2 separate regions of the Homo sapiens genome follow, and region 2 is linked to region 1. Evidence: read pairs that join two places in POLR2A ChIA-PET (ENCODE). Cell type or tissue: GM12878. All regions are shown on one strand. Links, peaks and the distances in the headings refer to the core of each region. The heading gives the core; the rest is flanking DNA.

What was found. ChIA-PET counts read pairs that join two places held together with the same protein. Peaks named below come from ENCODE experiments on the same cell type or tissue, not always from the same donor. Only the 100,000 strongest peaks of a DNase experiment are listed, where the experiment ranks them.
Region 2: POLR2A ChIA-PET joins it to region 1 with 5 read pairs; 17 of 35 experiments call an interaction of 5 or more read pairs at or near these places.

Annotation. Positions count from the first base shown.
Region 1 is chr3:9,405,782-9,408,696 of GRCh38, reverse strand. The region is part of intron 1 of SETD5 (SET domain containing 5); the gene reads right to left. Among named protein-coding and RNA genes, the nearest start is that of SETD5, 9.6 kb to the right of the region's middle. In GM12878, for the core only: no CTCF peak of the experiment used is centred there; no DNase peak of the experiment used is centred there; H3K4me3 peaks cover 821 bases.
Region 2 is chr3:9,652,630-9,655,544 of GRCh38, reverse strand. It overlaps MTMR14 (myotubularin related protein 14), which reads right to left. Exons shown (of 19, transcript NM_001077525.3): 2 at 1,776-1,924. Among named protein-coding and RNA genes, the nearest start is that of MTMR14, 4.6 kb to the right of the region's middle. In GM12878, for the core only: no CTCF peak of the experiment used is centred there; DNase peaks (open chromatin) are centred at 1,494 and 2,254; H3K4me3 peaks cover 1,198 bases; H3K27ac peaks cover 786 bases.

The DNA.
Region 1 (2,915 bases), core at 244-2,743:
AATGGAAATACACAGTACTATTATAAAATATGCTTACAATCTATCTAAGCAGTAATTTACATGAAATACAGGTGGGGGGAGGTTGTTTAATAGAGGAATGTGTTAAATGATTATCCAACCTTCAAAATCCAGAGTACGAACTCCACAAAATAATGAATTTCTTTAACAAGAATCCTACATGGAAAAAACAGAATCTATAAAGACTCAAACTTACCAATCAAGGTATGGACCTTATCCTGATCAAATGGAACCTTTTAAACTAACAGTTTAATAAACTCCAAAGTATTTTTCTATTTTGTAGTAATTGGAGTTTTTAATAATAAAAAATTAAAAAATTAATCAAATCTATACCTACTCCTTCCCTTACTACCACCTAATGGGAAAAGAAAAAAGACATTCGAAAAACTGCTCATTTGGAAATGGGGGTTCAGAGAGGTCAACAGATAAATCGCAGCACAGGAGACTCCAGAATAAGAAGAGCTCTATCAAGAAAAACTAGGTTGCTAGGTAGCGACTAAAAGTCTCACAATCCTCTACAATTATGGTAAGCGTATAATTTATGATCCAAATTGAGACATTTTTGAGAGTGAAACGGGTGCTATTACTAATTACGCTAGGATAGCAGGTATAAACCAGGACTGTCCCAAGGAAAGTAAAACGTGGTCACTATCTACACAAGATTAATTTTTTTTTTTTGAGACATAGTTTTGCTCTTGTTGCCCAGGCTGGAATACAATGGCGCAATCTCAGCTCACTGCAATTTCTGCCACCTGGGTTCGAGCGATTCTCCTGCCTCAGCCTCCCGAGTAGCTGGGATTATAGGCATGCGCCACCACGCCCAGCTAATTTTCTATTTTCAGTAGAGATGGGGTTTCTCCATGTTGGTCAGGCTGCTCTCGAACTCCAGACCTCAGGTGATCTGCCCACCTTGGCATCCCAAAGTGTTGGGTTTACAGGCATGAGCCACCGCACCCAGCCAAAAGATTAATTTTAAAATTAATTTTCACAAGAGATATTTGACATAATCCTTTGGGGGTAACTATTTGCCACAGAAACATATTCCTAGTATTAAAGTGTTTTTAAAAAAATGAGGTGTACTATAAAAAAAATTGTTTTTCATCTCCCTTGGCTGGCATAGTCATTTCATGAAGTGGGATATGTTTATTTCTCTTGTTGCTCGGTGTACTACTGCAAACTTCCAGCCATTCCTTTTCATACTAACTGTTCATGATAAACTGTAAGAGGAAGGTTACACCTACCTAGAGCCTTCCTTCTCTAAAAATACATGTCTTCCCCTGGGACTCCACACATGGCCTAGGGTTTAAGTAAGAGTGGCATCTACAGTAACTTCTTTATTTTTTATTTATTTGAGACACAGTCTTGCTCTGTCTCCCAGGCTGGAATGCAGTGGCACGATCTTGGCTCACTGCAACCTCTGCCTCCCAGGGTCAAGCAATTCTTATGCCTCAGCCTCCCAAGTAGCTGGGATTACAAGCTCGCACCACCATGCCCGGGTAATTTTTGTATTTTTAGTAGAAATGGCATTTCACCATGTTGGTCAGGCTGGTCTCAAACACCTGACCTAAGGTGATCCACCCGCCTTGGCCTCACAAAGTGCTGGGATTACAAGTGTGAGCCGCCACGCCTGGCTGGCTACAGCAACTTCTGAGATCTGTATATGATGTTAGCATAATTTTCATATTTTTGGATTAACACTAAATATCTGGCTTTAGTACACTTACATAATATGCCACCAATAAGGTGACTACCTGATTTATCTGTGAATATTTTATGTCACTTTGTTTTTAAAGGTTTCTAAATATTGGGTAAACTTTTTCAATAAAAGCCCCAATATTAAAATGTGTAACAATTTGGTATGCAGACATTATAATTTTTAGCTCCATCCTAAAATGTGCAGGGACATGTAAACCCACCCTTATTTTGTTCTATTACTAAATTACGACATTAAAGTTCTATTTGCCACAAATAACACTAAATTTGTCTAGGAAAAAATAGCATTTCAAAAAGGACTTCAAAATTTTAGACTTGCTCTTACATTTTCCTCAGATCTATTCTTTTTTTTTTTTTTGAGACAGAGTCTCGCTCTGTCGCCCAGGCTGGAGTGCAGTGGCGGGATCTCGGCTCACTGCAGGCTCCGCCTCCCGGGTTCACGCCATTCTCCTGCCTCAGCCTCCCAAGTAGCTGGGATTACAGGCGTGAGCCACCGCGCCCGGCCAGATTTATTCTTTTTTAAGGCATTCCACCGAATATATTTCAGGCTGTGGGCATAAACACATACTTCCATGGGCATAGTAGTTTGTACCATAGAAATTGAGAAAATAAAAATTTATGCTTTCATACAACATTCTAATGCTACATTCAGCATATAATCAATCATACTGCTTCAAAGGCCCTTCTCTTTGTTCTGTTTTAGGTTAAACTCTTTTGTCTTTAGAACTAAAAGTTTTTTTAAAAATATGCCCTTTAGATTCTACCCCAAATGTTACCATAATAAACACATTTATTTTTAAAATAACTCTATCTGATTGGGGGTCTTCTCTGTCAATCTGGTTTCTCTTATAAAACAAGTCAACTCTCAACAGCCTACGTTAATAAGGGAAAATGTAAAATAAACGCAGAAGTAGTCTAATTGCCAACAGGTCCTTCCAGGTTCTTCCTTCTAAGTAAAACCTTCCTTGGATACCAAGAATGCCCAAACAGTTGATTATTAACTGCAGATCATCCTACTTCACAGAAACTGTGAAAGTACAAATTGTATGTGTTGTGGCATGTACAGAGGTTGGTGGTAGGAAACAGAATTTTTGAAACATAAGCCAAAGAACATAACAGGACACAGAGATGGGGAAGAAAATCCAACAACAAAAACCCCCTTCATACAAAACGACAAACAAGGG
Region 2 (2,915 bases), core at 156-2,655, 250 kb before region 1:
AGGTTGCAGTGAGCCAAGATCGTGCCACTGCACTCCAGCCTGGGTGACAGAGCACTCTGTCTCAAAAAAAAAAAAAAAAAAAAGACATCAAGGGAGCTCTCACAGAATGTAGACTGGAAATTCTGATTCCAGAAGGCCCAGGAGAGGTTCTAGAATCTGTCATCTTTTTTTTGAGATAGAGTCTTGCTCTTGCTCTGTTGCCCAGGCTGGAGTGCAGTGGTGCAATCTCGGCTCACTGCAACCTCCACCTCCTGGGTTCAAGCGATTCTCCTGCCTCAGCCACCCGAGTAGCTGGGATTACAGGAGCCCACCACCACGCCCAGCTAGTTTTTGTAATTTTAGTAGGGATGGGGTTTCACCATGTTGGCCAGGCTGGTCTCAAACTCCTGACCTCAGGTGATCCACCCAAAGGAGGCTGGGATTACAGGCATGAGCCACTAGGCCAGGCCGAGAATCCATAATCTTAGTAAGTGCTTAGGGGTTCCTAGCACAATAAAACCACTGATACCCACACACAACCCACAGGTTCACACTCCCTGGCCTGATGATCAAGATCCTATATGAGTTGATCCCTAAGGACATTTTCAGGGAAACTCCTGCTCATCCTTCCAATTCCAGTTCTTCCCAGGCACATAAACACAAGGCAGAATTAACCATTTCCCCAGTTGGCCTACGGCAGCACTTCTCAAACCTGGTAGTGCATTCGAATCACCTGGACACCCTGTTCTGCTGTGATTCTGGCTCAGTGGCTCTGGAGCATGAGCTTCTGCGTTTCTAACAAGTTATTGAATGCACTGCTAGCCCTGCTTTGAGTAGCAAGGGGCTACTGCACTATGCAGCATGACTGCTGCGGTACTCCTCACAACATTTCACCCACGGGGCCAGGATTTCACAGATAGTGCTGACAACGGCTCCTGAAATTCCCTTAAAATCAGCAGGAAGTAGGGAGATTAGGAGAGCAAACTTTGAGATCAACATATACCACTTCCTAGAGCCTCATGCTGTGATTACTTATCAGTATCAAATAACTATACCATTTACTGACTACCTACAGGCCACAACCTGCACCAAGCATTCTGTGTCTGCTCTGGTATAAACTGTTAACCCACATAAGGTACTCAGGTCTTGGTAGGCCCACCATAAATGGTAGCTTTTATTTCTAATTCTTACAACGTACATGTCAGGCTTTTATCAGCCCCATTTATCATCTGGACTGCACTACCACTTTCTAAAATTTTAGTTAGTCCTTAAAAGGACTAATTAACATGAGGTAGAGAATTACCAATAAGAAAACTAAGGACAAAGCAGTTAAGTAACTTGCCCAGCATCAGTTACACAGCCAGCAACAGGGGAATCCAGGATGTGAACTCTAGACAGTCTGACTCTAGCAGTCTGACTCTAGACCTTAGGCTCTCAAGTGCTACATACGGTAAACGCTGGTAAGCCTGTCTTTACACAGTGTACCTCCCACTCACACTCTCTAAAAAAGGGACACTGATATTCAGAGAAGTGAAGTGTGAAGTCAGCTATCTTAGGACAATGAGCTCTAGGGTGGAAGTGAAACAGCAATCAAGGGCTGTTACTCCCAACCCCTCATTCTATGCCATGCCACCTTGCCAGTCTGACTTGTCCAACCTTGAAGTAAATAAAAATGCCAATAAGGATTAACACCTGGGGAAAGTGATTCTGCCCTGCCCAGCTACAGACTTCCTGGCCACAGGGATTAGCTGCCACGGACTCCCCAGACATGTACACTACGGTCACATGATGCTCACGTGTCTTTCTCCTTCTCAGAACTCTCATACTCCAGGAACACGATGTGCCGGGGATAGTGGCCACAGATATCCCCATTCGTGTTTGGAATCACGCTGAAACAGTAGTCTCGGCCAAACAGCTCCAGACATCTCTTCTCAATGCGCTCAACCTGCACAGAGAAGGAGACCAGAACACAAAGAGAATTCTGGGGTTCTGAGGGTGAGAATTAGGAGGTCCATGGCCTAAGAGGTCACTGGGAAAGACATGTACCTGGGTGATAATTATTCTGTGCTGGGAAGATGTGATGCTAGGCCACAGGTCCTACGTGTAGTCCATTAACCCATATATTGTATACTTCAGGAAGGATTCTTAAACCCCTAACAATGAATCTGAAATTGTGGGTATTGAGCATTTGGGGGAGACGATTACAGCTTTCATTAGATTCAAAGAGGTCTACAACCCATAAAACATAAGAACTCTTGGTCCAGGTTACTGAAACTGCCACTAATCCACTACCTTCATTGGTCAGCTTCCCCATTCTCTTATTTATTTTTTGAGACGGAGTCTCGCTCTGTCGCCCAGGCTGCAGTGCAGTGGGGCAATCTCAGCTCACTGCAGCCTCCGCGTCCGGGGTTCAAGCGATTCTCCTGTCTCACCCCGAGTAGCTGGGATTACAGGTGCGTAGAACCACGCCTGACTAATTTTTCTATTTTTAGTAGAGACAGGGGTTTCACCATGTTGGCCAGGCTAGTTTCAAACTCCTGACCTCAGGTGACCCGCCCACCTCGGCCTCCCCAAGTGCTGGGATTACAGGCGTGAGCCACGGCACCCGGCCTTTATTTTTTTAAAAGACACAGTCTCACTCTGTCATCCAAGCTGGAGTGCAGTGGCACGATCTCAGCTCACTGCAACCTCAGCCTCCTGGGTTCAAGTGAGCATATTTGGCTAATTTTCATATTTTTAGTAGAGATGGGGTTTCACCATGCTGGCCAGGCTGGTCTTGAACTCCTGATCTCAAGTGATCCGCCCGCCTCAGCCTCCCAGGTGTGAGCCACCATGCCTGGCCTCTTCCCCATTCCTTTTTTTTTTTTTTGAGAAAGAGTCTTGCTCTGTCACCCAGGCTAGAGTGCAATGGTGTGATCTCTGCTCACTGCAACCTC